Regions from separate parts of the Mus musculus genome. Here region 1 is linked to region 2. A link is a loop called in an ENCODE intact Hi-C map of the cell type or tissue named here. Cell type or tissue: heart. All regions are shown on one strand. Each heading gives the region's core, and the rest is flanking DNA. Links, peaks and the distances in the headings are about the cores only. Region 1 has its middle 24 kb from the start of 4930568G15Rik. Region 2 overlaps Gm51669 (a long non-coding RNA gene).

What was found. A loop is a pair of places that touch in the nucleus more often than their neighbours do. Peaks named below come from ENCODE experiments on the same cell type or tissue, not always from the same donor. Only the 100,000 strongest peaks of a DNase experiment are listed, where the experiment ranks them.
Region 1: it touches region 2 in a loop (2.6-fold over the local background); 2 of 42 quality-filtered maps call a loop at or near these places.

Annotation. Positions count from the first base shown.
Region 1 is chr1:165,108,256-165,124,225 of GRCm38, reverse strand. No RefSeq gene overlaps it. Among named protein-coding and RNA genes, the nearest start is that of 4930568G15Rik, 24 kb to the right of the region's middle. In heart, for the core only: a CTCF peak has its summit at 9,310 (motif pointing left); a DNase peak (open chromatin) is centred at 9,185; H3K4me3 peaks cover 1,971 bases; H3K27ac peaks cover 2,500 bases.
Region 2 is chr1:164,981,633-164,997,602 of GRCm38, reverse strand. It overlaps Gm51669 (a long non-coding RNA gene), which reads left to right. Exons shown (of 8, transcript XR_003948128.1): 8 at 114-153. Among named protein-coding and RNA genes, the nearest start is that of 1700029M03Rik, 29 kb to the right of the region's middle. In heart, for the core only: no CTCF peak of the experiment used is centred there; a DNase peak (open chromatin) is centred at 8,442; H3K27ac peaks cover 274 bases.

The DNA.
Region 1 (15,970 bases), core at 7,840-10,339, 130 kb before region 2:
AGTATTCATGTTGAACAATCCCATGAGCAAGAACGCAATGAGACAATTTTCTTGAAATGCCTTTAATGAGCATGGCCCATTTCCTTAGCTATTCAGTATCTCTCCTGTAGAAAGAAATCAAGCTTTTTGTATCCCAGATGTCTTATCAGCATGCGCTATACACAGCAACTTGTGATACCTGGGGTCTATGGATCCAGCTGGGAAAGCATTTCCTGGAACAAGAACACTTTCGTTAGAGAACCGGGCACTCTTCTCGGGTTATTGTCTGCTAATGAGCTTCCAGGCAACAGACAATTATTTTAGCCTTGGTGCCATGGGATTTTGGGATCGTCCTAGATTTTCTCAACAGCTTAAGGAGAAATGTCAAATGCTGGGTGTTGGGCTTAGGAATCAGTTGCTTAATTTGATGTGGGTTTTCTATGGGTGGGGTTTTCTATTAGCATGGGGGGGGTGGTCAGTTTAAGATGTAACACTCTTAGAGTCCCAGGATAGATACCTGCCAGGCTTATCTGCTCCCAGGCTGGATCTATGGAGGCAAATGAGGACCTGAGCCAAGGGAAGAACTTAGTAATTGAGTCCAGAGGCAGTATGGGATGTCTGTGGGGCAATTTCTGGGCTTGCAGCTGGATAACAAAGAGAAAGATATTCGTGAGGCTAGGGTGATGGATAATTTGAAGATCATCTCAACCATTTCGTACCTTTAATTCCCATGTCTGCGAGAAGGGCAGGCTTGAGTTACCTTTAATGTAATCTTAAATGGTCAGTGGCATCATACCTGGCTATCATTCCCTTTGGGAATACTACTAGTTGACTATGGTAATACATACCCGCGCAAAAGTGAAACCTGGGGTTCAGTAGGTTGGCTGACTCCAGGCTTCTCAGTTCCTACAGAAGCAAACTGAAGCCTCCTGTGAATAGGAATAAGTAAGACTTTAAGTCGCTTGTGGATGGTGGGATGGCTCAGTGGGTAAATGCAAGTCTGAAGAGCTCAATTCCCAGAGCCCTCCCAAAAATGGGAGGAAGGAACTGACTTCACAGATTAGCCCTCTGATTCTCATACTCACTGTGGTACATCACACACACACACACACACACACACACACACACAATCACACAAACAAATTATACACATACCACATATAGCATACCACACACACACATCACCCCTACACATATCACACTCATCACACACATTACACACACATCACACAGACACACATCACCCCCCCACATATCATACACACGTCACAAATAACACATTATATACACGTACATACACACACACCAATAAATAAAAAGGCTAAAAAAAGCCCCCCCCCACTTCTAAGTTGGCTTTTTCCACTTTAATCAGTCAAATGTGTTTTTTTCTGTCTTGTGTCTGTGCCCTGCCTGTCGAGGCCAGCTGCCAAGACTGTGGCAGCAGAGCGCTCTAGACTTCTGATAGTCAGTACAGCCGCTCTCACGAAGCCTTCCTTAGCTAAATAAAATTAGGTAAGTTTGTTTTATCTTGAGTTTTTCTTCTAATTGCTTCAGAGTTATTCCTATCCAGGGCTGGGGACATAGCTCAGTTGGTAGGGTGCTTGCCTAGCGCACCCTGGCTTCTCTCTCCAGCCATTACAGAAACCCTTCAGTAGGGGCACATGTTTGTGGAGGGAGGAGGATCAGAAGTTCAAGGTTACCTTTGGCTACCTAGTGAGTTCAAAGTTAGCTTGGGTTACCCTGTCTCAAGCAAAGCCAAAGCAATTATTGCACGATAACCTTCTACATGGTGAGCACATGTCTTCAGTTTCCCACGAGTCTTCATTCTTCTTTGCTGGGTGTCGTAGTTAGCTCTGCCATTTCGACAACCTATAATCAACTGGGAAGAGTATGTCAACGGGAGGTTATTTACCATGGCTTGGCCAGTGGTGTATCTGTGAGGGACCTGTCTTATGTAACTTAATTGATGTGGAACTCTCAGCTCACTGTGGGCGGCACCATGTCTTAGGCAGGAGCCCTAAACTGTTTCCGAGTGGAGCTCTTGGGGCTGGGAAGATTGCCCAGTGGTTAACAACAAAGGAGTGGAGTTTAGATCCCAGCATCCATACCAGGTTGGCTCACACCTGCCTGCAACTCCAGCTACCCGGGGTACAGTGGCCTCCGGGAGCCTTTGTTCTCCAGGGAACATACTCTCCTGCCAAATACACATACCCAAGCCAACCTTGACCGAAGAGTGGCTAAATCATGCTGCGCCTAGCGAGGGATCATGCACACATTTCTTTTTCTCAGTTGTTGGTTGTGACTGTGATGTGACTGGGAGTTTGAACAGAAAGAAACCCTTTCCCAGCTGAACTGCTCTCTGTCAGTCTGCTTTTGTCACAGCACCAGAAATGAAGCCAGGGCATTCAGCGTCCTCAGAGTCTCTCCTGTGACACAATTTCCAGGGTTCCAGTCAACGTGGGTCCTCCCTTTTCTCTGTGCTGGTCCAGGGCTGAGTGTTGCTTGCAGACATGTTTCTTCTGTGGTTGTACTCAGTAGAACATCTACCACCATCTACAAATCTGTGAAGTCAGTTCCTTCCTCCCATTTTTAGGAGGGTTCTGGGAATTGAACTCAGATCATCAGACTTGCATTTACCCACTGAGCCATCCCACCATCCACATCTATCTCCTCCAGACACTAAGCTTTGATATTTTTGGGTGCCATTTAAGTGGACACCTCACATCCCCTCTCTGTGTGTGGTCAACCTAAACAAGACTTTCTCCAGGACTTGACTCTTAGATTCCCTGGGATAAATCTGTGGAAAAAATTTTTGAATGAAATTCTACCACATGGTACTTTATTAAACTGTAACAGCATATACCACAGCGAATATGAGAAGCCCAACTCAGTATCTTCTTACACATTAACAGAAGCACAGGCCACAGGGAAGTTCCAAGAGCAGTCCGGGCCAAAAATTACTTTCTCAAAAAAGGGAATCGGTTTATTCATTAACTCCCGGTTCGTGGTAAACCAAATTGATCCAACGTCCTGCCCCCTATCCTTCTGAGGAATGGAAGTTCATAGCTTGGTTATTAAAAGTCTGGGGGAGGTCTTGTGCGAATGTCCCTAAGCTGGGGCTCTGTGTCACAGAGGACAGCCAGTAATCCTCGGACTAATTTTCAGCGAAATCATCATCATCGTCATCGTCATCGTCATCACCATCACCAATTTCTTATTCGTGTTTGCTTTTAGGTGGTTGAGGGGGTTCTCTCCAGGCCCTCGACGGGGAAAAGTCGGGCACGGAGTCTTCGCGGTGTGCATGTCAGGGCTCGAGTGGAGACCTCTTTCTCTCCCTCTACAGCTTAGGTTTTGGAGCCGTTTGCTTTCCGCGGGAGACTGTAGGGCCTGAGAAAAAGCACACTATCTGTTCCGTGCCTCTTCCTCCCCGACGTAGTGGTCAGGGAGGGCGCCCTGTGAGGAAGCGGGTACTAGGTTTACGTGATCTAGGTAGGATCCTCTAAGATCTGCTGAACCTGGCCTGCCCTGGTGATGGGTAGCTGGGAAGGCATTAGACCCAGCTGTAAATGTGTAATTCTCACCCTTGAACCAGAGCCAACCATGTTCCTCAGAACTCTGCACAAAATCATCTATGCCCACCGCATTGCCCGCTAAGCTACCGCAGTTGCAGCCTCTAAACCGATACACACTCGCCGCCACGAGGGGGCAGCAAAAGCCCGGCTCGCCAACATCCCGCATTGCGTAAAGGCCTCCTGCTGCAGAACTTAAAAAAAAAAAAAAAAAAAAAAAAAAAAAAAAAGATAGAAAGAAAAGTGATGCAGCATAATTTTCCTTTTTAGAGAAATCACCATCCATATAAGGCTCGCAGCTTTAAGGTTGTGGAGTTAACTGGTACAGCCTGGATGAGAACTGTGTTCTGGTTTAGGTTAGGTTAAAAACAAAACAAACAAACAAACAAACAAAAAAAAAACCAAAAAACCAATAAACAGATCCCCAAAGCAAACCACCACTTCTGTATGAAGCATCTTTGGGGAGACTGTTAATTCAGTAATGGACCAGGTGCTTTACTGCTGACAATTCAGTATAGGAAAGACATGCCAGAAGCCCAGGGTGTGGCTTTCAGAGCCCCTCTCTGCCTTCTTGGCAGGGAAGAACATGAAGACTCGGCTTTGGAATTTGGAATTTGGGAGTTCTTGCCGAGACTAAGTGAATCCCAGGCAGGTGTCAGGACGAGGGGGTGGAGCAGTATTCTAATCCAGGATGAGAGGTTCTGGGGCCCCTCTGCTCCTTGGGGAGGTGGTGGGTTGAACGGATGCAAACGCCATACATAATAGCCCTGTTGCACGGCTGCCTCCCAGAGGGAGAAGAAAGGATTGGGACACAGGAAGTACAAGTCTGCTAAGGCTCTGGAAATCTGGGGTCGGCGTCCAGAGACAAAGCGGCACAGACCACCAAGTCCTTAGAAGTTGGGAGCTCCACCCTATTCATTCCCATCCCATATCATCCTTACCTCCCCCCCTCGCCCCGCCCCCACCATCCCTGCTTCCTCCCTGTATAAGCTGCTATTCCAGCAAGATTAAAAAACAAACACAAACCAAAACCCTGGTGTCAAAGTCTTTTAAGAAGCCAGGCCATGCCGGTTAAAGCTGTCACCTCACAGAAGTGTTCTTGCTGAAGACCAGTGCTTCAGCTTGCTTGATGGCTGGCTTAGTCACAGGATTCAGAGGCTCCAAGGAACCAACACAAAAGGCCTTTTGCCATGGACAGGAAGCAGGGCAGCTGCTGGCAGATGCTTCTTCTCTCTCCCATTCTCCCTCTCCTAAGGGCAGGAAAGTGCTGGAGCCCCGTTTTTCCCTCTGTATGGCTCTGTGTGGACAGCTTTCGGGGTGTCCTTGTGAAGTGGGGTGACAGTATCTGTGTTCTGAGTCCTCCCGTCTCCCTTACCTTCTCCGCATCCAGGCTGTTGGGATGAGAGAATTTAGCTTCTCGTTCTGGGTCAGCACAGCCCCCAGCCCATGCAAATCTATCTCAGACTCCTCTCTCTGGTGCAGACATCGCAGGAAGCGCCCGCTGCTTCTTCCATGATGCTTAGGGTGAGGGTGGGGTGGCGTGAGAGACTTCAAGAAGTCAAGAAAGACACACTGCCCGGGAGCAGCAGGAAGGCTTTCTGGTTAGGAAGGCTGCGAGTTTCTTGGATGGCTTACATTGTTGCAATTTAATCCAATTAGGCGCTGGGTGTACACTTGTCAAGAAAGACAAAGCCTTGGCAAGATAAGTCAAGGTGAAAGCCTGACTTAATGGTTTCCTAGGTGGTTAATTGGCCGACTCGTGCCCCCACTGCCTCCTGTCTCCTAAAGTTTTGCTTCTCCCTTCTGTATATCAAACTCAGTGTATCTGTAGAAAAGTGGATTTATTCCTGATTAAATTCTAATTAAGGAACAAATGCTCTTCAAATTCCAAGGACATCATTAAAGTGGCCAAAGAGTAGTTTTGAGGACAAGTCCTGGCTGTAGGCTTTAGTCATGAGCTCTAAGCAGCCAGCCCCAAGTGGCCAATTGTAATCGTTAAGCTCTTCTTCCATATCAGATTTTCCCTCCTGCTTGACCTCATGGTAATCCAGTGTGGGAGAGGAATGTCACCATCATCTTGGGAGATGAAGAGACCAAATTTGAAGCCAGCCCTGCCATGTTGAGTGGGCAAACTGGCACGGTTTTGAAGTTGGCTGAGTTTTCGCCTTCTTGTTTGTTCAATGATACTCATATTCCAAGGTTGTCGTGAGATGAGGGGTTGCGACCCTGGGCCACTGTCTGACACTGTATGTGGTTGTCTCACCAGACAGCAGTGAATCTGAGCTCCTGTCTTATATCAAGACAACTGTGAGGATGTTTTATGTCACTGAGATCCTTGAGGAAAGCCATTGCACTCTCCTCTCCGGAGCTAGCCAGGACCGGGACAGAAGACGACTGTGTCCTCAGGCACCCAGACTAGGCACAGTGTGCAGCACTCAGGAGACAGAGCAGGAGGAGCATCACAAGCTGGAGGCCATGTTCATAAACCCAGAAAGTTCCAGGCCTGCCCGCCTGGTAAGACTGTGTATCAACAAAGAAACAATTCACTGAAAAAATGTATCCCAAAGGACTTTCCTCTTTTACCTTCACAAATAGGATAACTTGTCTTCCTGTAAAAAAAAATGTTCCTTTTGAAGTGGAAAAGGAAATACCACAGAATTAAAAGGAATTTAATACACTTAAAAATTTGCTTTCAGGGACCCTGATATAGCTGTCTCTTGTGAGGCTATGCCGGTGCCTGGCAAACACAGAAGTGGATGCTCACAGTCAGCTATTGGATGGAACACGGGTCCCCCAATGGAGGAGCTAGAGAAAGTACCCACGGAGCTAAAGGGGTCTGCAACCCTATAGGTGGAACAACAATATGAACTAACCAGTACCCCTGGAGCTCGTGTCTCTAGCTGCATATGTAGCAGAAGATGGCCTAGTTGGCCATCACTGGGAAGAGAGACCCCTTGGTCTTGCAAACTTTAAATGCCTCAGTACAGGGGAATGCCAGGGCCAAGAAGTGGGAGTGGGTGGGTAGGGGAGTGGCAGGGGGAGGGTATGGGGGACTTTTGGGATAGCATTTGAAATGTAAATGAAGAAAATACCTAGTTAAAGAAAAGAAAAGAAAAAAAATTGCTTTCAGTTCTCTTACATCCAGAATGAGTTCCATCTTACCATATTATCTTCCTTACATTTATAGACTTTAATTGTATCCAATTTGTATGCTACTTTAAGATATAACCTTTAAACTGTAGGACAGTCCCCACCTTTCAAAGCATTTCTATTATAATTCTAACTTCTGCAAAATGGCTCACCTTGTCCATTTACTATAAGGTGAATTCTTTGGCCTAAAGCAGCCACTGTGTATTTTTTGAGTTTGGTTTAAAGTTTCTTTTTTTTTTTCTTTTTTCTGTATATAGTAAACTCAAATTCAACTTGGTATGAGACCCAGTTTGGTAACAAGTATCTGGGTCTCAGCTAGTCACGTGTGGCCAGATGTTCAAATAACATTAAAATAATCGGGTGGGAGCTGTTGCCAATTGGACCATCTCTGATCCTCTCTTCCTTTTCTCTGGCTGGAAAGATAACTTTCCGTATGATGTGATGAAGCTCTAAAAAATATTGGTTCAGACTCGTCAAATTTTGAGTCTCAAATAGAGTCGTTAAGATCTACAGAGTCAGCAGCTGGGCACATTGAGCCTTAGCCTTGAGAGGCTGTGGCTGGAAGAACTTGAATTCAAAGCCAGCCTATGCTACATAGTAAAATTTTGTTAAAAAAATGTCAGCATTAAATTTGTTACTATTTTTCTCATAATAGTATCAAAACTTATTAAATGTCAAATAAATCTTTTGGATTTATTTAAGTTTTCAACAAAATCTGGGACTTTGTAGAGCTAACATTTATGCTACAAAGAATGTCTCACCATATATATGTACATGCATATACATATATGTATACATACACACATGTATGTATTTATTTATGTAGATATGTGTGTGTGCACATATGTATGTATTCCCCTTCTCTTTATTTCTTCAGGGTAAGTTCCTTAGGGTGGGATGACAAGGTTAAAGCTTGTGAATTTATAACCTGAGTCTGGCAGCTCATGCCTGTAATCTCAGCATCCAGGAGACTAAAACAGGAGTGTGAGGCCAGTCTGGGTTATGGAGTGAGAATTGATAGTTGCGGGTGGATGTGAAGGGGGGAGGTCTCACTTTCCTTTTGGGAAATGATGGGTGACTGGTAGGCTACCATAGTAGATGGCTCATACCATAGTAGATGGCTCTACATCCATACTATGTGCTCAGTACATAGACTCAGGAATTATTATTGTTAAATTTATTACATATGTGTGTATATGTTTGCCTGCATATATGTTTGTGTATTTCATGAGTGCCTGGTGCCAGTGGAGGTCAGAAATGAGTATTGGATCCCTGGAACTGGAGTAACAGGAGGCTTGTAGGTGCTGGGAACTGAACTTGAGACTTCTGCAAGAGCAGCCAGTGTTCTTAACTGCTGAGCTATCTCTCCAGTCTTGATGCTGACGATGATGCTGATGATGGTGATGATTGTGGTGGTGGTGATGATGGTGATGCTGATGCTGATGACAACAACAATGAGGATAACACAACAATATGAAGTTGGAAATAGAAGGGTCTGGGGTTCCTGGAAGAATTGGAAGGAGGTAGTGTGATGTGGGTTTGACGAAAATATACTGTATGTGTATATGGAATTTATAATGAATAAATAAAATATTAAAAATCAAACAACAGGAGAGTTGTAACATTTGTTATTGGCTTGGCAGTTGCTTTGCAGTAACATTTCAGAATGATGACCCCAATTTAACCTGTGACAAGTGCTAAATGAATGCTCCCCCTTTGCCCAGGAGTGCCCACTGCTTTACCATTGTTCCAAAGGCACCATTCTGCTCTCTGAGAATCTTAGGAGTGGCTGTGAAAACCACGGCTTTCCTGTCCCTCTGCAGTAGCTTACTGTCAGGCCAGGCATATCTAGTGGAGTCCCAGACATGAACCTATGCAGCCTCCCCCCCCCCCCCGGTCCCCCCCACTGTCTTGTGCATCTTTTGGCCTCCACTTCAATCACAGGGGAAGTTGTATTTATAGCCAGAGAAAAGGAAATAGAGGTCATAGGTGGTCCAATTGGTGGCTGACTGAGTCACTGGCCTCTCCCAAGTTTCTTGAAGACAGATCAGGGGAGGGGGCTGGTGAGCTGGTGGCAGCTGTAGGGACTTTGCCTTGAAGCTGCACCGTGACCCACACAGAACGCAGTGTGTGCTCCTGCTATAAGTGCTTTGAGAGGAAAGGAAAGGACACTGGACTCCAGACCTAAGGGAATGCGCTAGAGAGATGGGCACACGTGAGGACAGACCTCTGAAATCGCAGGTATAACGGACAAAGGCTTCGGGAATCTCGTTTGGATTCAGATATTCATCCTGCATAGCGAAGCAGACTCAAGATTAGAGAACTAACTTCCCCTACCTCTCTTCTGATATCACTCTCCTATTATTTAAGTATTCTCCAGCCAAACTAAAAAGGATCTAACACACACCCCCTTTGCGCCAGAACGGAGAGTGGAACCCGCGGCGTCTGGAGAGCGGAGCCCACAGCATCTGGCTTCCCTCAAACCCGGTGAGAAGGCGTGGTATGCCCTGCTGGGGAAATGTGTAGATATGCCTTTAGAGTTTAACTGGATGACGGAGGTTCCACAAAGCAAGCAGAAGATAAGTGGGCTTTTGGCAAAGATAACGTTCAAGCGCCCTCTTCTGGGAGAGATTAAGAGTATTTTTAAATAGCAGGATCACTGCCCAGGGGAATATAAGAAACCAACACCATTTTCTACCCTTTAAAACAATGTAATTGATTTGTGAGCTCAAGGAAGCCATGGAAGAGCATATTGGAACCGTCTGCGCTTGGGATTTGGGAATGTGTGTCACTGCCACGTCCCTACCAGAATGAGGGACATATAGCAGCTGGATGCTACTGTAGTCAGATGTAACCAGGTTTTCCTTTTAGCTTAAGGGATGGTCTAGCTGAGACAGACTACTCATTCGGTCCTTAGGCTTGGCTTTCCCACGCTCAGTTTCTAATCTATGCCTTGGCCGGGAGTGTGGGGACTTTGGGGGTGTAATAATCCAGCAGCTGAGACAAATCTCAGAGGGAATCCAGTCACTGATGGCTGGACAGAAATTTGAAAATCATCTAGAAACAAGGAGGATGAAGTTAAATGTCATGGTTCTGGGGGGAAAAAACCAACTGTCTAAATATAGATTAGAACCTTTCACAGGAAAAGCTGTGAGGATAAGGAGATACAGGAGAACAAAAGGGAGGACTCGTTTTTCTAGCGTCCAGACTCAGTGCAAAGACATTGCCTGTGTGGGCCTGGCAGACCCCTGGGCGCCCCCCACTCCCAGGGAAGACATGGAGAATGAGGGCTGTGCTCGGAGCAGGCTTCTGGGACTCACAGGAGACTGGAAAGCAGGCAGGAGGTGATAATACACCGTGGCTCATGGCTCGCCTTACAGAGTAGAGAGAGTAAGGGATGTGAGCAGAGATTTCAGGAGACAGCGAAGCCCGAGCCCTGAGCTTTAAGTGGCATCTTGGGCTGGAGTCTTTGATCTCACTGTTCTCCAGTCTTCCCTGCCAGCTCAGAGGAGCTCCATTCTCGCAGGCCCCTCTGCACTTCCTACAAAAACACCAGCCTGCCGCTTGATTGCCTCCTTTCCAGTCTCAGCTGCATTTCTTCACAGCTCCAGTTACCGAGTGAATAGCGGTGTTCCTTGTTTCCAGGCAGTGTTTGCATCAGGGTGATTTGGTGTGCGATGCTGGGCTGTGGAGTCTGAGTGCCTGGGCAAAGTTTGGGTCCGGTTTCCTTCTAGCGTCAGACTATAGGCATGCTTGTTTACTAACCGCTTTGAACTCTTTTGTTTTCGGTTTTTCGAGACAAGGTCTCACTTTGCAGCTCTGGCTGGCCTGGAACTCATTGTGTAGACTAGGCTGTCATTGAACTCGCGGAGATCCACTTGCCTCTGCCTCTTGAGAGCCAGGATTAAAGGTGTGTGTCACTATGCCAGCCTTTCTCTGAGTTCTAATAATTACCCAACCTAGAAACTGACAGCTGATACCTACTACCTGTGGGTGTTAAATGAGTTAAGTACTGCAAAGGTTTATAAGGATGCTTATGTAAGACACTTAAAATCACTTCCCATGGTATATTTTATTTTAAATTTATATTTATTTTATTTGTATATATATATATTTATTTATAAAACAAATATATTTATACATATAAATATATTTATTTAAAATTATTTACCTTTTTGCATTTACCTATTTAAACATTTTTTGAGATTATAATTACATTATAGCTCCACTGTCCATTTGTCTGGTTTAGAGTCACCTAGGAGACACATTGAGCCCTTGAGCTGTGGCCAAGCTGAACCCGAACCTATCCTTTATGAGTTGTTCTTGTCACAACAATGGGGAAAAAATCACTGAGAATTGGTGTTTGGTGACAGCCATGTTGGCTCCCACAGGTCCTAGTAAAGTGGACATAAGGCACTGTGATTATTTATAATTATGGGATAGAAGTCAACTATCTTTTTAATTTCTTTGAGACAAGGTTTCCCACTGTAGCCCAGGCTAGCCTTAAATTTGCATCGCTCTTCCTATCTCAGCCTCCCTGGGATTACAGGCAAGGCGGGTGTCCTTGGCATGTAGGAGGAGGCTTTGCTCTCCCACCAAGACTCACAACATTGGAAATTCTTTTAAATACAAAGTGGATTGGTACTCCAAAATTCAGGTATTAGCAGTGTGTGGAGATTAGAGTGTGGAGCCTGTCAGAAAGATTAGCTTGTGTAATGTCCCCTAATTAGTACAGCCAGGTTCTCAGGGTTGGATTGCTAACTTGCTCTCTGTGATGGTTTGTATATGCTTGGCCCAGGGAGTAGCACTATTTGGAGGTGTGACCTTGTTGGAATAGATGTGTCAATGTGGGCATGGGCTTAAGACCCTTGTCCTAGCTGCATGGAAGCCAGTCTTCTAGTGGCCTTCAGATGAAGTTCAACTCTCAGCTCCTCCTGCATCATATCTGTCTGGATGCTGCCATGTTCCTGACTTGATGATAATGGACTGAACCTTTGAACCTGTAAGCCAGTCCCGATTAAATGCTATCCTTAGAAGAGTTGCCTTGGTCATGGTGTCTGTTAATAGCAGCAAAACCTAACAAAGACACTCTTTTTTCCACCTTCGGCTCTGTCGGGATGCTGCAAGACAGCTCTCATTAGAGCGGGTGCTGTTTCCTGGAACTTGGGCTTCTTAGGCTCCTGAGCTTCAAGAAGATAAATTCCGTTCTTTATAGAGTGATCAGGCTTTGGTATTTTGTTGCAGTAGTTCAAGCAGATAAGACCGTTAGCTGCTGGACAGGTGGCATGATGGCAAAAGTCCTTGTGCGGAGGTGGCTTTGATGTAGCCACTGGGTCACACTCTTTCTCCGTCAGGGAAGGATGCTCTATACAAGATTTGCTATCTTCTCCTTATCTTGTCAATCTGTCATTCCTTTCCTCTAATTGTAAAAAAAAAATTACATTTATTTATTTACTTTGTGTGTGTTTGCATACACAGACACATACACGCACATGCCTTAGTGCATGTTCCATAGTGTGTGATCTAGGTGTGTGCCAGACTCAGGTCACTAGGCTCTGAAGCAACTGTGTTTACCCCTCAGCCATCCCTGCCTGGCATTCTCTCTCTCTAGCCTCCTACTCCTTCTTCCCCGTCTCCTGCTCTCTCCATCTTCTGTCTTGGTAAACTCTCTTTTCTCTTTTGGATGAGTACTTCAGCACAACTTCTTTTGCTTTTTGGTTTTTTCTTCTATGTCTCCTTTTGTTTAGTTTATCCATTTTATCTGTGGAAGGGAAAGGAGAGTTCTGCATCTGGGTGTTGTGGGATATTTGATCACACTGTGAACCCTGAGATTGTGTTGTTTACCAAAAAAAAGAACAATTTCTAGCTGCTGTGTGACAAATCTGCACAAGTCTTTCAATTTTTTTTGAAGCTTGAGGACAATTTTATTAAAAAAAATTAAAAGAAAAACAACAGTTGGCAGTTGCCAGAGGAAGGAAGAGGGAGAAAGGCAAGTGAACTCAGCGAGGGCGGTGCAGCAAGCATCACTGGTAGACTGTCCGTCTGTCCGTCCGTCCGTATGACAAGGTATACCTTGAGCCTCAGAGAAAGCTGAAAGAGACGCTCCAGGAAGGAGAAGTTTGCTTGTCTAAGATCTCAGACAAATGTGGAGATCACAGAGCTACATGGTCGCTCTGAAAGAGATAGCCTCCACACCCTTCTTAACCGGTTTTCACAACACATCCTTTATTCTGTAGTGAGGAAACCCACCACATGAAACTCAGAGGTGGGCAGAAAATCTTACCTGGAAAGAAGAGAACTAATGAGATAAGAAAAAAATTATACCCTAGACAAATTTTCAATATAATATTATCTATTATTAAAATATCATGTATGTATGAATGTTCCATGTGTGTGCAGGTATGCGTTTATTCTGTTATGTACATACTGACCTACTCACCAAACTGGGAACACTCCAAGCTGGGAATGACACCCAAAGAGGCAGACTTCCCCTTTGAACGGGGGAGTCTTATCTCATCCTTTCTCTTTTATCTCTGGGAGCTCCTGTCACAGTGCTTCATGGCCACCTCTCCTGCCTCCTGTCTCTGTCTGTCTGTCTGGGGCACTTTACCACATCAAGGAACCACTTCACCCACTGAGGTCATGCGGCAGTCTGGGAATAGATGTAGCTTTGAAGGAGCTGGCAACAGGGCCCCTGAGGATCTTGGCTCTCCCTGACAGCAGCTGGTGCATGTGAAATGAGATTAAAATGACAAAGAGCATGGAACCCTTTGTCACTTTGCCAGCTTTGGTCAGTGTTATGACAGCTACCACCATTCCACATAGTGGGAAGTTAGGTGGGTAAATGAGCTCTTTTAGTTTTCAGCCCATCCACGCCTAATTTTGACCCACTGCTTTGATTTTGAGACGGTTTGATCCATACAAGGGACTTGGTAGAAGTGAAAGGGACTGTTAGGTTCCCAACCTGGAGAATGGGTCACAAAAAGCTCTCCCTACTTCTATAGAACAATCATGCCCACCGTTCTCACTCGGGGTTTGGGTAAAGGACACTTGAGTGCCCAGCAGTGTGGGGCCATAGATAGATGGTGGATCCATGGGATAGGGTTGGGGATATGAGAGAAGATGTGCTAGCAGGGCACTAGTAGAGCCTCCACAGTTAGCTAGACACCAAATCTGAGCCTGTAGAGGCCTGGCTCTTCCTCTTGGGAGTGTTAGGCATACCCATGTGTTAGGCATACCCATGTGTTAGGCATACCCATGTGTTAGGCATACCCATGTGTTAGGCATACCCATGTGTTAGGCATACCCATGTGTTAGGCATACCCATGTGTTAGGCATACCCATGTGTTAGGCACACCCATGTGTTAGGCACACCCATGTGTTAGGCATACCCATGGCTTTCGATGGTAGCTTTTCTGCAGAACAACAGAGGCATGTGCTCAGCTCTGCATCTTAGTATCCACCACGGGACATGGCTACGGGACATGTTCACGTCTGACGCTTACTATCCGGCATGTCCATGAAGTAGGAGGCATGGCTAATCCCGAGTCTTTTAGCTGAGACTAAGGAACTTTCTGATCAACTCATTCATCTACGATGCCTTCTTTAGTGTTCCCAGCCACAGCGTCATAGCCTCAGTGTGCCCTGTATTGTAGGAACCCGGAGCCGACTCTCTCCTGAGCTCTCTCTGGGTCCAGCATTCTCTCCTCAGAGTACTTCCCCTTCATTCAGATGTTCATGGCATCTCCATCTCAGAGGGGACACTAGATCGGGAAGGCCACCCTCCCCAGGCTCTCCTCTCTTCTGTAGCCATTGCGCTTAGGTGGTCCTCCTAGACTCTGGATTGAGTCACTTGAGCGCAGGAACCAGAGCTAACTCATCTATCTGTGGCTATCAGCTGGGTGTGATGTGTTTAGGTCTTGGCTCAAGCAGGGACAACAGAAAGCAGGGCTGCAGGGAAGAAAGTACACACACTCTGGCTCAGAGCTGAGCTCTGCTATCAGATAGACTGTCTGAGTTTCTTTCTCATTATCGGCTCACTGGTCAGTGAAATAGCCTGCTGAGAGTCTAAATAAGGTTCTAAGCTAAGTCATGAGTTGTCAGCACAGCCATTATCTCCTCAGCTCCAGGGAGAGCAAAGTAGGAAAGGCCTCTCAATGCTTGTTACTTGGTAACCAGGTTATCCGTTACTTAGTAACCAGGTTATCCGTTACTTGGTAACCAGCTGAATGGGGATAGGAGACTTGGCAGTGGTGTAGGTCTACTCTTGTTTGTTCCAGTCAAATGTCTTCTCCCTTCACCTCCAAGTTACCTAGAAAATAGCCTAAAACAAGAACTTAATACTCACATTTTAACTGGGAAGATACCGAGGGTGATAAAAACGGGAGAGAGGGAGGGAGAACAGGAGACAGGGGAAGGTGTTGCATTTCTGTCTGCTTCATATGACAAATCCAGGGGTGGCACAGTGGGCACGTCTATCAGCTACTTGTGTGGTCTCCTCCTTGGTGGTCCTGGGTTGGAAAGATGGTGCCTTGCAGAAATCCATGGACCTGGAGAGAAGAGGGGATTTATCTGCTCAGATTCTTCCGTATCCTATTTGCTGGCTGTGATGGTTTGAATAAGAATGGCCCCCTTGGCTCATATATTTGAATGCTTAGCCACCAGGGAGTGGAACTCATAGACAGGAATAGAAGGATAAGGAGGTGTGGCCTTGTTGGATGAAGGATGTCACTCATGCGGGGCCAAGTCTTCCTTCCTCTCAAAGCCTGCAGGTCGGGATGCAGCTCTCAGCTACTCTCCATCACCATGCCTGCCTCGCCTGCCACCATGCTCCCTGATGGGATGATAATGGACTAAGCCTCTGAAACTGTAAGCAAGGCCCTAATTAAATGAACTCAGTTCCCAGTAAACCACATGGTGGCTCACAGCCGTCCATAATGAGATCTGATGCCTTCTCTGGCATGCAGGCATGCAGACAGAACACTCGTAAATAAATCTTTTTTAAAAAATGCTTTCCTTTATAAGAGTTGTTGTGGTCTTGGTGTCTCTTCACACAATTAGAACAGTGACTAAGGCTCTGAGAGTCAAATCTTCTCTAGATTAACCCCTGTATCTTTTGGTTGATAGAGGTTGTTCGGGCTGCTGTAGCCTATGTCTTGTGTGGCTTATGAGACAGTCCATCCAACCCTGGAATTGTTGGGAAGATACAAAAACTCTAGGATCGTGGATGGTGAGTTGGTGTGTGCTGCTGTGGTGAGACCACAAGAGTCCTG
Region 2 (15,970 bases), core at 7,422-9,921:
GTACAAGCCCAGGGACTACCTTCTTTTTATTAGATAAAATAAAATAAATAGAAATAATTCTGATAGGAGAACCTTGAGAAAAGACTCATTACAACTTCTTGTTTATCTTTTAGGAACCAATGGGAAATTCTCTACAAGCAGGACTAAGAAGACATTCTTTTGGTTTTCTTTGGTATGTTTTTTTTTTTTTAATATAGTATATCCTGATAATAATTTCCTCTTCTTCTACTTCCCAAGTTCCTTCCCACATCTCCTCCCATCTGATCTACCCCTTTTCTGTATCTCATTAGAAAGCAAATAGGTTTCTAAGGGATAATAAGAAAATAAAATGAAATAAGATAAAGTAAAAGCAAACACATTGCAATAGGTCAAATACAAACAAACAGAAGGAAAATAGCCCAAGAGAGGTACAAGAAATAGATGTAGACAGAGACTCACTCATTTACACTTTCAGGAATCCCACGAAAACAGAAAACTAGAAGCCATCGCATATATTCAAAGGACCCGTAGGGTTGAGAAAGAGAGAGGGAGAGGGGAGAGGGGAGAGGGGAGAGGGGAGAGGGGAGAGGGGAGAGGAGAGAGGGGAGAGGGGAGAGGGGAGAGGGGAGAGGGGAGAGGGGGGACAGGGGGGATGGGGAGAGAGGGGAGAGGAGGGGAGGAGGGGAGAGGAGGGGAGAGGGGAGGGGGGGAGAGGGGAGAGGGGGGAGAGGGGAGAGGAGGGGGAGAGAGAGAGAGAGAGAGAGAGAGAGAGAGAGAGAGAGAAGCCCTGATTATTAGGAGACAAGGAACCTCCAAAGAAGCCTTTGAGTTAATTTTCTGTTGGGCATCCACTGCCGGGCATGTGGACCCTCAGGAGCAGAGCTTTCACCTGTCTTGGCTAATGAACCATGATTACTGTTTACTAGTGTCAGTACCAGAAGGTACTCGTATACCATCAAAGGAGAAAGGTAAACACCAACCCATCTGTGAACCCTTAGATCTTCGGTGGTGTCCTGCCTGCAAGGTATGCCAATGCAATGGTGGCACAAACCTCATGGGAGTAACCAACCAATAACTGATGTGACTGAACGCCCACTCCATGAGATGGAACCTGTACCTGACACTGCTTTGGTGACTAAGAACCTGAGATTAGATACCCCGGGGGCTTATGGGAAAACAAAATATCACTGTTCTACTAAAGGAATGTAGCAATACAATGACTCCTAATGACATCCTGCTATACTCATACGTCAGTGCCTTGCTTCCTCTCATATCATATGGGAACCTTCAGTGACCCACAGACACACAATATTCAGAGGGTGAGAGGCATTGGAATACTCAGCCCTAAATGGTATGTCTCCATCAAATCCCTCCCCTTAGGACTCAGGGAACTCTGTGGAAGAAGAGACAGAAAGAGTGTAAGAGCCAGAGGGGATTCAGGACACCAAAGAAACAAGGTCTTCTAGACACATCAGGGCTGCAGAGCTGAGGGAGCACATACAGAGCCTGCATGGGTCTATAGCACTGGTCTACACCAGATGAGGTTCTAGAACTGAAAGAAACAGTAGACACATGCGCCCATCTCTAACCCAGAAGCTGCCTCCAACTGATAACCATGCACATATGAAAATGTAGTTTTCTCCCTGAGAGTCTCACTAGGAGACAAAGAACTCTTAAAGGGACATTCTTAATCTGCACTGGTCGGCTGTAACCCTGGCAACATGCCACACAATAACAATTGGCCGATCATGTGACACATAGAATGATGCTCTATGTGTCTATATGCTCTATATAGATGAGAGTTTTGTCACCGAGTGGTGCCTTGAAACTCGTCACTCAAACATCTGTACTGATGCTGCTCTGGCAGCCAGATGGATATAGTTCAGGCCATTATTGTGTATGAGATACCGGATTTTGGATTATGCGTTTATTTTTATTATTAATTTTATTGTGTTTCTTCTATTTACTTACAAGCTAGTTTACCTAACATAGTATCCCATGTTATATCTTTTATTCCTGTTATTAACTGAAGCATCCCTGTAGATTGGATGGTCTGTCCATATAGGTTTAGAGATATGTAAGAAAAATAAGCTACAAAACAGGCTGTGGTTTAGAGGGGAATGTGGGAGGCTCCTTTAAACCGAGTGCAAGGTTGTGAATCTGAAATCCTTTAGAAGAAGGCTTCCCAGGCCCTACTGGCTTGTAGCATTCACCACAGGCCAGTAAACTGCTTCTCCCAAATCAGGGTGGGCCACTTAGTGACTCTGTCCTGAGGCTGCACTGAACACGGTTGTAAGAGTGGATCCTTTCCCTTATTTTCATGAAATTACGCACTGACCTGTTATTTAGGGACCTTAAGAGTCATGTGATGCTAATAGATAATAAAACCCAGCCATTACCAGGTCAATATCTCACTGCGACCAGAGTGGGTTTGCCTTTTTGCCTGAGGAGTCTCTTGTGTTGGTGAAGGAGGAAGGAAGGTAAACTCCTGGCTCCTTGCTCCCTAGGTGTCCTCTTCAAGTCAAAGGGTCTTCCAGAGTTTCCAGTGCTACAGGATTAATGAATTTAGGTGTTGTTGAAAAACCAAGAAAATGTAGGGGAAAGTGCAGTAGAGGTGCAGCCTAGAGGTAATGGAAGGAAGGGCTGGGGTTTTAGTTCATAGCAAAGAGCTGCCTGGCTTGGGTTTGAGGTTCAGCACAGCAGAGATGGAGGGGGAGAGGAGGAGGGAGAGGAAGACAGAGAGGGGAAGGGAAAGGAGGAGTGAGGAAAAGAGGGAAGGAGGGAGAGAGGGGGGGAAACACACACACACACACACACACACACAGACAGAGAGACAGAGAGAGAGAGACAGAGAGACAGAGAGAGGCACAGAAGCAGATAAACAGCCAGCCAGGGACAAACAGGGAGAGAGGAGAGGAGAGGAGAGGGAGAGGGGGAGGGGGAGGGAGAGAGAGAAAGTTTGGGTGATGTGGATATTTAGCTAACTGTACAGGCTCAGCTTCTCCTTGGCCACAGAGGAATGCAGTGTTTGACTTCACCTGTCACACAATCTAGCTGTTTCAGGGGGCTGTGGCTCAGTGTGTGTGTGTGTGTTTGTGTGTGTGTGTGTGTGTGTGTGACAGTCCTGTTGCTATTTTTAGCTGACACTGAGCAGACATTGGATCTCTTTGCAGACATCATTCAACTCTGCTGCTGGCTGGCGGCAGTGGGGCCAGTATGGTGGGCTGAGTTCTGGTGAGCCGGCTTTCCACGGGTTCTCTCTCCAAGAACAATGCACTCCAGCCCCACCCTCTCCTTTATCATCTTGTGCTGTTGTCCTATGTATTGTTGTTTCAGGAGAAGTCGGCACATTCCGTTCAGCCCGAAAGGCAGGCCTTTAACCCCTTATTCACTTGAATTCAAAATTGTTGCTTGAAGTGAGAGAAAGCATCCATGGGAAGGGCTGAGTTAGAGTTAGAGCTTTGTAGTGTGCTGCCCCTCACACTGACCCACACTGTTTCCCTGAGATTAGGTACATCACTCTAGGTCTTTGCATCTCTAAAATGAGGGAGCCGAGCAGTGATTGCAATCTTTTCAACAAGACCTAGAAGGCTCACACACAATGCACACATTAGATTATACATTGGATCACTCTAAGTTGCTCACCAGTCCGATTTTGCCTACAGGGTGTTATGAACCCTTTCATTTCATGTACACTGCCTGGGTACTAATAGAATTACCAATCTGGGGAATTAATCCATCTATAGGACTTAGAGATGAAAGCATCTAGAAAGTGATGTCTTAAGGTTTGTATTCCTGCACAAACATCATGACCAAGAAGCAAGTTGGGGAGGAAAGGGTTTATTCAGCTTACACTTCCACATTGGAATTCAGGACAGGAACAGGACAGGAACTCATGCAGGGCAGGATCCTGGAGGCAGGAGCTGATGCATAGGCCATGGGGGAATGTGGTTACTGGCTTGCTTCCCCTGGCTTGCTCAGCTTGCTTTCTTATAGAACCCAGGACTAACAGCCCAGGGATGGCACCACCCACAATGGACCCTTCCACCCTTTATCACTAATTGAGAAAATGCCTTACAGCTGGATCTCATGGAGGCATTTCCTCAAGGGAGGCTCCTTCCTCTGTGATAACTCCAGCTTGTGTCAACTTGGCACACAAACCCAGCCAGTACAGATTTTTACTAAGGTTTCACTAGATCAGCACAGCTCATTGACTCATTGGCTGCATAGCTGAATTTTATTCTAGAGGTCATAAGTTCAAAATGATAACAGTAGTTCAAAGTTAATCACATGGCTGGCCTCCCTGGTGCCAACACCCCCTTCTTGAGTCATCTTTTCAGCAAGGGCTTGGGTGTGGTTCAGGGGCCTACTGGGAAAACTTGACCTTAAGGCAAGTCTAAGAGTTTATAAGGCTCTTTCCCAGAAACCAGTGAGTTAAGATCAGGTAAATTTTAAACAACAGTGGGAAATAAGAGTTTTATCCTCATTTTGTAGGTGATACTTAGGGTGGCTAATTGACTTGTATAAGTCACATGGGCGTATAGTGATGCTGCAGAGCCCCAATCCTGACCTCTGACCTCTCATTTCTATTTCTTTCCAATGCCCCAGGATGGATCCCCAACAGTAAGAGTAACTTCCTGTCATCACTGTCATTGTTAACTGTCAACTGTCTCTCAGTAGCTGCATGTGACTCTATGACCATGACTACTGTTCTCCATGGCTATCGAGGGTTCCTCTTCCTGGGGGAGGAGCCCAGGGATGCTGAGTATGAAATTGGCAGCCTTGTGATTGGGATGCCCATTCTATGATAGGTACTCAAGCTTTGCGGACATTGAATGTGAGCTTCAAGGTGATGATGCCTCATTAGTTGAACTCTGGGGAAGAGCAGAACAATGGAGGCATAAGTGTCCAACTTCAGTGGCCTTTTTGTAGGTAGGAGAATCTCTACTCATGATCAGAACATTTTTTAGAAGTCTTTTTACCTAGATTTCACCATCTTGTCTGCCCGTCTGTGTGTCTGACTACTTGCCTATCATCCATAGAGAAGCTTCCAGTCATTTCAAGGAAACTGGCTTGCTTCCTGTAGTGACATCCATATAGGTAAAGTTCAGGACTCTAGACATGGCTTAAAGATGTGAATGAGTTTTCTAGTGAGGTTCCTTTTACCTCTTTCTTTCTTAGTGTGTATGTGTGTGTACATGTTCAGTGTGTATGCGCATGTGTGTACTTGAATGTGTGGAGGCCAGAGGTGATGTTGAGTGTTTTCCTCAATATCTCTGACTCAGTTAGCCTGATGAGTCAATCAGCCCTGGTGATCTTCCTGCCTCTGCCTTCCCAGTGTTGGGATTAATGGTGCATGCTACCACATCCTGGTTTTGTTTGTTTGTTTGTTCATTTTTTAAAAATACTATTCCAGTTTCCTTTCTGTTGCTGTGACAAAAACCTGACCAAAAGGAATTTAGGACAGAAAAGTTTTTATTTTGGCTTCTACATCCAGGTCATAGACCTGAAGCAGGAACCATGGAAAAGCACTGCTTAGTCTTATGCTCAGGTACCTTTCTTATACAGCCTAGCATCGCCTGCCTAGGGTTTGATACCACCCATGGTGGGCTGTGCATATATATGTGCTATAACTATTAGCAATTGAGAAAACACCTCATAAACACCCCTACAGGTCAGTTTGATTGAGACAATTATTCAACAAAATTATTCTTTCCAGATGACTCTAAATTGCATCAAGTTGACAATAAAAACCATCCAGGACATTTTGGGTGATGAGGCTCCAACTGTGGTTCTCATGCTTGCATGGCCAGTACATCACTGACTGATCATCTCTCCAGCCCCAAACCTTCCTATTCCCTTCTTTCTCAGTTTTCAGATTTTTTTTTTTAAATCTTCTTTTAGCCAGGCGTGGTGGCACACACCTTTAATCTCAGCACTTGGGAGGTGCTTCTCTGCCATTCAGTATTCCTCAGGTGAGAATTCTTTGTTTAGCTCTGAGCCCCATTTTTAATGGGGTTATTTGATTTTCTGGAGTCCACCTTCTTGAGTTCTTTATATATATTGCATATTAGTCCCCTATCTGATTTAGGATAGGTAAAGATCCTTTCCCAATTTGTTGGTGGCCTTTTTGGCTTATTGATGGTGTCTTTTGCCTTATAGAAACTTTGCAATTTTATGAGGTCTCATTTGTCGATTCTTGATCTTACAGCACAAGCCATTGTTGTTCTATTCAGGAATTTTTCCCCTGTGCCCATATCTTCGAGGCTTTTCCCCACTTTCTCCTCTATAAGTTTCACTGTCTCTGGTTTTATTGGAGTTCCTTGATCCACTTAGATTTGACCTTAGTACAAGGAGATAGGAATGGATCAATTCACATTCTTCTACATGATAACAGCCAGTTGTGCCAGCACCATTTGTTGAAAATGCTGTCTTTTTTCCACTGGATGGTTTTAGCTCCCTTGTCAAAGATCCAGTGACCATAGGTGTGTGGGTTTATTTCTGGGTCTTCAATTCTATTCCATTGGTCTACTTGTCTGTCGCTATACCAGTACCATGTAGTTTTTATCACAATTGCTCTGTAGTTCAGGCATGGTGATTCCACCAGAGGTTCTAACATTGTTCTTATATAACACTTTCTATATGTCAGGCACAACTATGTGGGTCTCTTGAGCAACACACACGATCCTAACTATTTTATTGTACATGACATTTAAAGAATTGAAGGTAAGGATTTGTTTAAAAAGCTTCTCAGAGTCTCCTAGCCAACAAGACCAGGCCTCAAATCCTAGCAGCCAGATCCCTGTCTCTGTGTTCTTTATCAACTCACTAAGCTGTCTCATTAAATGGAATGAACATCAACTTTAAAAGTTGGGTTAAACTTCTGGCTTTGTTCCTTAGGGTTCTTGTGATCTCAGTGGAGTAGGAGTGGCCTGGGCCTCCATTTACTGTCTTTTAAGCAGGGTGAGCAAATCCCTCCTGAACATGGTTCCAGAAGGACAGAATGAGTATGCATTGTAGCATGCTCGATTCTCATTCTCCCTTTCACATAGAGCAGGATAAGAGAGGTCATCCCAAGGCTTGCTACAGTCCCCGTGAGCCCCATTGTTGACTTTGGGTGTGCCATCTGGTTATTATCACCCAGACAGTAACTCCACCAGAAATCACTTTCTCAAATGTACCCAGCAGAGAACTGGCCCCAGCTCCTTACCACAGCACCACTGCTATGTCTAAGTCACTTCAGAGGAAGAGCTGGCATTTTCCACCCACTTGCTCCCAGACCAATTTGGTGTACTGCTGAAGCCAGCATAGTGAGCACACCTTTAATCCTAGCACCCTGAAGGCAGAGGCAGGTGGATCTCTGAGGCCTTCCTGGTCTACAGGATGAGTTGCAGGACGCTCAGGGCTACACAGAAATACCCTGATCACAAACGAACAACAGAACACACAAACAACAAAAGACAGAGTGCCCCAGTGCCTGGAAAGCCCAATCTGTTAAGTCTTACTGCATTTTTACTAGCTATTTTCCTTTCTGTTTGTCATGTACATGACACCTTCAGCAGCAGAGAGATTTGGCTGGGGGTGGTAGCAGGCCAGGGAGGGGGTGTAGTGGCCTGGGTCTTTTCAGCTGGAAAGCCCAGCACAGACCAAGGTGAGGCACAGTCATCTCTCCCCAGCTCATGGCTCAGGGTACTGCTCAGCACAGTGATGGCTCTCAGAGCCTACGCTCAAGTTTTACTTCTCTGGGTTTTACAACTTCTTAAAGAAATGCTACAGATATATATATACACACACACATACATATACATATATTTAAAACTCTAAAGGCCAAGTTCAAGTCCCAGGGTGTCTCTGTGGAGTTTCCCCGTTCCTCTTTAACATAAACAACTCATTTGACTCCACTGTGTGCTGCTTGATTTTCAGTTCTTCACCTGACTGTTAGGGCTGTCAGTCACAAGCTCTTTTTCCAGTCTTTGCTGAAGACAAGATCTTTCACTGTTACATGGCTGATTAATGTTACTCTATGACTATAAAGGGGAATGTATGTGTCTGCCTGTCATTGTGCTTTCTTGTAATTAGTGTTGTTCCAGAACTTTCTGTTTATTTCAGAGACACTTCACTAGGCACTTCCGGTGATGTTCAATGCATTGGATTTGAGTTTCCTTGATGGTCTTTTTCTCCCATTTCATCAAACATGAAGACGATCTTGCAGAAGGAACAAAATGGGGAGCAGATAGATTTTCATTTGTTGCTAAAAAATGCACTGCAGTGACCCTGGGCCAATGGCTCACTATCTACAGTCTTAGTTTTCTGTCAGTAAATGAGACAATGATATGCAGACTTCAGCTCACATAACACTTTTGTATGAGCTGGAAACTCAATACTTTTGGCCTGTGCGACTGTAGCTTGGCAAACTGAATGTGGGTTTGATTTGACTCTCTTGTTGGCTCCCTCAGCTGGCACATCCTGCAAGATCATTCCAGGCAGCCCTTAAAGGACCTTCCTCACAGGGCTGGCATGAGGCTCTATGGGGCTGGTTATGGGAAGAACCATGCCACTTAGACTGCACACCCATTTTTCCTCTTGCTCTATCACTCTATCTGCTTCTGCTTATCCCAAGTTCTTCAGCCTACACTGGAGAACATCACAGACAACACAGAATCATTACCAAAGCACTCCCTGGGTCCCCTTTTGTATCCCTCCTTCTAGAGCCTTTCTTCCCCTGTTCTCGAAAGAAGTTGATCTCAGCAGTAGAAACATCATCTTTTAATTAGAGACTAACAGATCTCGGATCATAGAGAGTTGATGTATATTAACACATGCATTTTAACACACAGGTATGTGTTAATATACAAACATGTTAATACACACGGGAGATTATTGGAAAATATAGACTAATTTCCTGGCCACAGGGGGTCTTGCTTTTTCTGAGACATAAGGCAGAACCAGAGATCCTCAGAAGGGCTGTTATATTACTGGATACAAAAGGGGCTCCTAGTACCATTAGACACACACAGCATTTTTATAATCCTACCCATAACAGACAAAAATAAACCAACATGCTTTAAACCAAGGAATACACATATACCATTTCCTTTGTATGTTTAATCCTGAGGCCTACACAGGCCTGATTTGTGGTTTGTGTTCCTCCCTCCCCTTTCCTAAGAGAACATTTAGGATTGTTCACACGTCCTAAAGCCCTCATTTGCATAATTTAGCAGAACAGAGCGTGGGAGGAGAGCAAATGCTAATTTCATTCTAGAGACTTGATGTGCCCTGGATCCCAAGCAGGTGCCACAGAGAAGCACATGGTGACCGAGGTTTCAACATGCTAGGATTTCCCAGCCTCAGCAGAATCTTGGCTTGGTGGCTTTAGAGGATAGCTAGTGGAGGAGACTGTAGAATCTTCTCCTATGGTGACAGATATAGGTTAGAGAACTGGAATTTTAGATGTTGAGTAGCCCAGAGGACAAAGTAAATTGAGATCAGAGCTCAGTCTTACTCATTGTGGTTAAATTTGGATTATATTCTTGTTAGTCTTTTGTCAGCATAATAATGACTAAGTGCTGGGTCAGGAAGGTAGGTGGCCTATATCTGTATTTTTTTTTACCATAGACCTCTTGCTGTAAGAACAAGGGCCAATTATATTTTGACATCAGAGATTCCTTTTCAGTAAAGTGTGGGTAGCTATGGTACCCACTTCATCAGATTAAGAGAAGGACCGGATGAAATGATGGTGTTCTAGAGCATGCTGAAGAAATATTCATAGGTGTTAGCCGGCTAGTGCTTCAGAACTGATGGGGACAGGCAAAGGGATTCTCTTCTGACCTGAGGAAACCGTTTCATTTGAAACGCAGTATTTTGTTAAATGTGTTGTTTGGCATTGTGGAGAGTCCTTGGCATGGCAGTATTGCTGGGGTGTAAGTTTGTGGATCTAATTCAAGTCTTTAGTCTTGAATCCAGAGACCTGGCAAGTAGCACTGATTCTGTCTTTACTAGACTAAAACTCTGGGCACTTCATCTAATAAGAAGTCTTTACCTCAGTTCCCTAATCTGTAAAGCAAAAGGATTGGTGAGATTAGCTTAGATTCTTTCCAGCCATAAAGCTGCAGGGTTGTTTGTTTTTTGTTTTGTTTTGTTTTGTTTTTTAATGTTTGTTTCCACTCAGTGTTTTTGGCTCAAGAAAAAGGTCAACTTGAGTTCAGAGGAAGGTTTTTGTGTCTTGGTCAGAGCTGGAAGTCCTGGTTGTGGTGCTTCTCGACTTGGATCATATTTGTTTCAGTAAATTGAAATGGAGTAAATTGAGGCAGCGAAGTTAAAGGTTCTATTAGCTTAAGCTTGTACATCTTTGCCTAAGGCTTGCCAGGCAGTCAGACGAGTGTTGCGACTCATTCTGTACCAAAGCTGGAAGCCTGGGTGCATGTCCTTACTGTTACCTTGCCTCTCTTGTTTCCTAGCTCCCTGCGAGTTCTAAGCATTAGAGAGCCAATTCCAGTCATTTAATCTGACTTGAAACTTCATTATTTGGAACATTGCATTAGTGATACTTAATCTCCATTCTGAAGGCCCTGGTGTTTAGTCTGAGGAAATAAAACTAGTCTGTGTGAAAAGTAATCCATACATAAGAATTTCCTATAAAACAGAAATGATGTACTGAGTATGTGAGTAGGGTGAACTAGACATAGCCTGTGAGGCCCGTGAGTCATTTATGATTAGAAACTTCTCCACTCCAGTCAACTAGTCCCCAGAGAAGCCATGACCATATTTAGATTTGTGAAGAGGTGAGTGGTGTTTGATCTTGTTTTGCAGTGTAAGGTTACTCCAGAGGAAGACATTGCACGCAGCACTAATATGTGTCTTTCTAAGCCCTTCCCCTGGGCAATGCCAAATGATCTATTCCAAGTTCCCACTAAGAGCCAATTAGGCTAAAACTGGCAGCCCAGAAACCACGAAGTTGATTGTGAGGTGTATTAGGGATCATTCATTCCTCTTGGATTCCAGATTGAATTAGTTTTCTTTCTTCTTGCTGTGATAAAGGATTGGACCAAAATACCTTAAGAAATGAGGAGTGTATTTTGGCTCACAGTCAAGAGGGACAGAGTCCATCGTGACAGGGAAAGCATGGCAGCAATGGAGGGAGGTGATTGGTGACACTGAGTCCTCAGTCAGGAAGCTGAGAGGGATGGATGAGGGTGCCCCACTTGTATCTTCTTATTTCTTCAACTGAAATTCCAGCCAATGGGATGCTGCTGCCGACACTCATTGTAGGTCTTCCTTCTTCAGCTAAATCTCTCTGAAAATGCCTTTATAGATGTGGAGAGCCGTGCCGTGAGCAATCGCCATTATAAGATGGCGCTGGCTTCCACTGCGCCTAACTAGTAAACAAGTCTTATGCGCAAGTGCAAGAGTAAATCCACACCCAGTCACTGCCCATATCGGGGCGTAGTAATGGGGTGATGGGTGAGCAACTAATCAGGTGCTGTGCTGTCACGCCACATCAGGTGCTGAAACGTCACGCTGCGGGCTATCTAAGCAGCACCATTTTCCAGGTTTGGGGTCTTCCTTATGTTGAAGCAATAAAAGCTTTGCCGTAGAAGGATCCGGTTGTCCGAGTGAATTCTTGCCGGCGAGATACTAGCTCAGGCAAGAAGTGGCGCTGAGAAACCCGGGAATTTATCATCACTAGGCGCTGATAGGAGACCCCCGTTTCACGGGGCGGGTTCAGAACTACGGGACACTTTACAGCTCTGCAAGGTACGTACAGTCTTGAAATTTCTCCAGAGTTAGACGCCCTTTTCATTGTTTTCACGGCGATTAGATTATTCCTTTCCTTTCGGTTTCATTTTGCTTCCACTGGTGGTATTGCTGACTGGTTCTCAGTCGCGGTCAGGCCTGGACAGCAACCAGTATTGTTGACTGGTTCTCAGTCGCGGTCAGGCCTGGACAGTGACCAGTATTGCTGACTGGTTCTCAGTCGCGGTCACGCCTGGACAGTGACCAGTATGGGGATCTCCCACTCTGTGGTGACCGCCTTACGGTCGGTCCTGAAGCAGCGTGGCTTGAAAGTCGCCACCAAGACACTAGAAGGCTTTGTAAAAGAGGTAGATTGCATAGCACCGTGGTTTGCATGCTCAGGGTCCTTAACTATCCCCTCTTGGGAGAAACTCAAGGGAGATTTAGTTAGGGAACTGGAGAATGGCAAACTTAAAGCAGGAACCATGTCGTTGTGGAAGCTGATAAGATCGTGCTTAAAGGACAAGGAATGTCAACAAGTGGTTAAGGCAGGGCAGAGAATTCTGGATGAAATTCAAGACAGTCTATCAGAGGTAGAGCGGGGAGAGAGATTAGGAACAAAATGGACACATGGTGCACCAATTAAGCATACAGGCCTTTCCACGGACCTTGAGCCCAAGGAAAAGATAATGTCAGGAAAGAATACCCAGGGTGAGTTTGGAAGGAAGGAGAAGGAAAAAGAGAAGAAGAAAGATCAATCAGTGGAGGTCCCTAGGAGAAGGAACCTATACCCGCCACTAGATGAGTTTAAGGACCTAGCTCTTAGTAGCTCAGAATCAGATGAGGGACTTAGCCCCTCTGAGGAAACGGACTTGGAGGAGGAAGCAGCTCGTTATGAGGGAGAAAGGTACCAGCCAGATAAAATGCGAGCTAATCAGTCCAGAAAAAGGCAAAAAGCGGCTGTCGAAAGCCAGCTTGCTGCTCAGCCTCCGGACTGTCGGCTTCAGGGTCCTAGTGCACCTCTGTCTTATGTGGAGAGGTATCATTCAGACTCATTCATTCCAAAAGAGGAACAGAGGAAAATGCAAAAGGCATTTCCAGTTTTTGAAGGAGCCGAGGGAGGGTGAGTTCACACTCCGGTGGAGTATATACAGATTAAGGAGCTTGCTGAGTCTGTCCGTAACTATGGAGTCAGTGCCAATTTCACTATAGGACAAGTCGAAAGGCTTGCGGCTTTGGCAATGACTCCTGGAGATTGGACAACAGTGGTGAAAGCTGTGGTTCCAAATATGGGGATGTATCTTGAGTGGAAAGCATTATGGCAGGATTTCTGCCAGACGCAGGCAAGGGCTAATACCACCATGGAAGGGGACCAAAGAACGCGGACTTTTGAATTACTTACAGGTCAGGGACAGCACGCTGCTAACCAGACATATTATCATTGGGGAGCGTACGCTCAGATCTCAGGTGCCACTGTTAAGGCATGGAAAGCACTCTCTAGGAAGGGGGATGCGAATGGACATTTGACAAGAATTACCCAGGGCGCACAGGAGTCATTCTCAGATTTTGTGGCCAGAATCACGGAGGCAGCAGGGAGGATATTTGGAGACCCAGAGGCAGCTATGCCTTTAATTGAACAGTTGGTTTATGAACAAGCTACACAGGAATGTAGATCAGCAATCACACCTAGAAAGAGTAAGGGGTTACAGGACTGGTTAAAGGTTTGCCGGGCCGCTTACTAATGCTGGATTGTCAGCCGCCATTCTGCAGGGGCAGAGGCGCTCAGACTCAGTGGAGCTCAAACTTTGCTTTAATTGTGGCAAACCAGGGCATTTAAAAAAGGACTGCAGAGCCCACATAAAAAGGACAGCGCCAGGGTTGTGTACTAAGTGTGGAAAAGGATACCATTGGGCCAAAGATTGTCACTCAATTAGAGATATACAAGGCAGGCTCTTGCAGCCAGGGCCCCCTCAAGTGGTAGAAAAATGAGTTTCAGGCCCCCAAGTCCCAGGGCCCCAAAACATATGGGACTCCGATGGGCAACAAGTGGACACCACGGTCCGCAGGGCAACAGAAGGCTCGGCTGGATTGGACCTCCATGCCTCCACCCGATTCATGCTGATGCCTCAGCTGGGAGTGCAGCCAATTCCTACTGATTATAAGGGGCCTCTGCCATCTGAAAGTGTTGGCCTAATTTTGGGCCGGGCTTCCCTCACCTTACAAGGCCTTATTGTTCACCCTGGAGTTGTAGATCAGGATTATAAAGGGGAACTATAGGTTCTCTGTCCTGCCCTCAAGGTGTCTTTTCTATATCACAAGGGGACAGAATAGCTCAACTAATAATTTTGCCAAGCCTACATGGCTGTTTTCCATCCTCTGGTATTCCTGGAGCTCCCAGAGGGATTTGTTCTACTGGAAATGATTCTGCTTACTTAATAATGTCTTTAGATTCCAGGCCATCCTTGGAGTTAGTTATAGAATGGAAACAATTTAAGGGAATTTTAGATATAGGAGCAGGCAAAAGTATTGTTTCTTCCCACTGGTGGCCAAACCCTGGCCCGTCACTCAGTCATCACACTCTTTACAAGGGTTAGGCTACCAGTCCTGCCCCACTATTAGCTCCCGTTCTTTGAGATGGCAAGCGCCTGAAGGTCAAACGGGACAATTCACTCCTTATGTCTTACCACTCCCAGTTAATCTCTGGGGGAGAGATATTTTACAGGCAATGGGAATGACCTTGACTAATGAATACTCACCACAAGCTGTTCAAATGATGAGAAAAATGGGCTATACAGAAGGAAAAGGATTAGGGAAAGGAGAGCAGGGTAGGCTTAAACCTATCCCTCAAGAAGGTAATACTGGGAGACAAGGTTTGAGTTTTTTCTAGAAGTGGCTGTTGAGGGTTCCATGTCCATACCATGGCTTACAGAGGAAGCTGTATGGGTTCCCAATGGCCTCTTTCCTCTGAAAAATTAGAAGCAGCCACAAATTTGATTTCTGAACAGCTACGCTTAGGTCATTTAGAACCCCCTACTGCACCCTGGAATACACCTATTTTCATAATTAAGAAAAAATCTGGCAGATGGCGCTTATTACATGACCTCAGAGCAATTAATGCACAAATGCGCTTGTTTGGGCCAGTTCAGCAAGGGCTACCATTGCTTTCTGCCTTACCAAAAAAATGGGAGATTATAATCATAGATATTAAAGACTGTTTTTTCTCTATACCTCTGTGCCCTCAAGATAGGCAAAGATTCGCATTTACCATCCCAGCCATACCATTTGGAACCTGATCAACGGTACCAATGTAAGGTTCTACCTCAGAGAATGGCAAATAGTCCTACCATGTGCCAACTGTACGTGCAATTGGCACTTAAATCAGTTAGAAATTATTTTCCATCCTTGCTTCTAGCTCTTTATATGGATGACATTCTCATTTGTCATAAAGATCCAGTTATTGCAAGATGCATACCCTATATTAATACAGACATTAGGGCAATGGGGATTGCAGGTAGCCACTGAGAAGGTGCAAGTTGCTCAAATGGGAACCTTCCTTGGGTCACGCATTTATCCTGACAAAATTGTTCCTCAAAAATTAGAAATTCACAAAGATCAATTACATACCTTAAATGATTTTCAAAAATTGTTGGGAGATATTAATTGGCTGAGACCATTTTTGAAAATTCCATCAGCAGAGTTAAAGCCTTTATTTGATATCTTAGAAGGAGATACTCACATCTCCTCCCATAGAGCACTTACCCCAGCTGCCTGTCAAGCTTTACAAACTATAGAAAAGGCCTTACAAGATGCCCAATTATTACGCATTGATAAGTCGAAGTCATTTAAATTGTGCATATTAAAAACCGCACAGTTGCCAACAGCAGTCTTGTGGCAAAATGGACCCTTATTGTGGGTCCACCCTAATGCTTCCCCTGCAAAAATCATTGAATGGTACCCTAATGCAGTCGCTCAACTTGCACTTAGGGGAATAAAAGCTGCCATCACTCATTTTGGAGAAGAACCTCATATACTCATTGCGCCTTATACCTCTGCTCAAGTTTGAACCCTGGCAGCAACGACTGATGATTGGGCAGTCTTAGTTACCTCCTATTCAGGAAAAATTGATAATCATTTTTCTAAACATCCAATTTTGCAGTTTGCCTTAACTCAAGCCGTAGTGTTTCCAGTAATTACAGCCAAACACCCACTTGCAGATGGGGTGGTAGTATATACAGACAGATCCAAATCTGGCATAGGT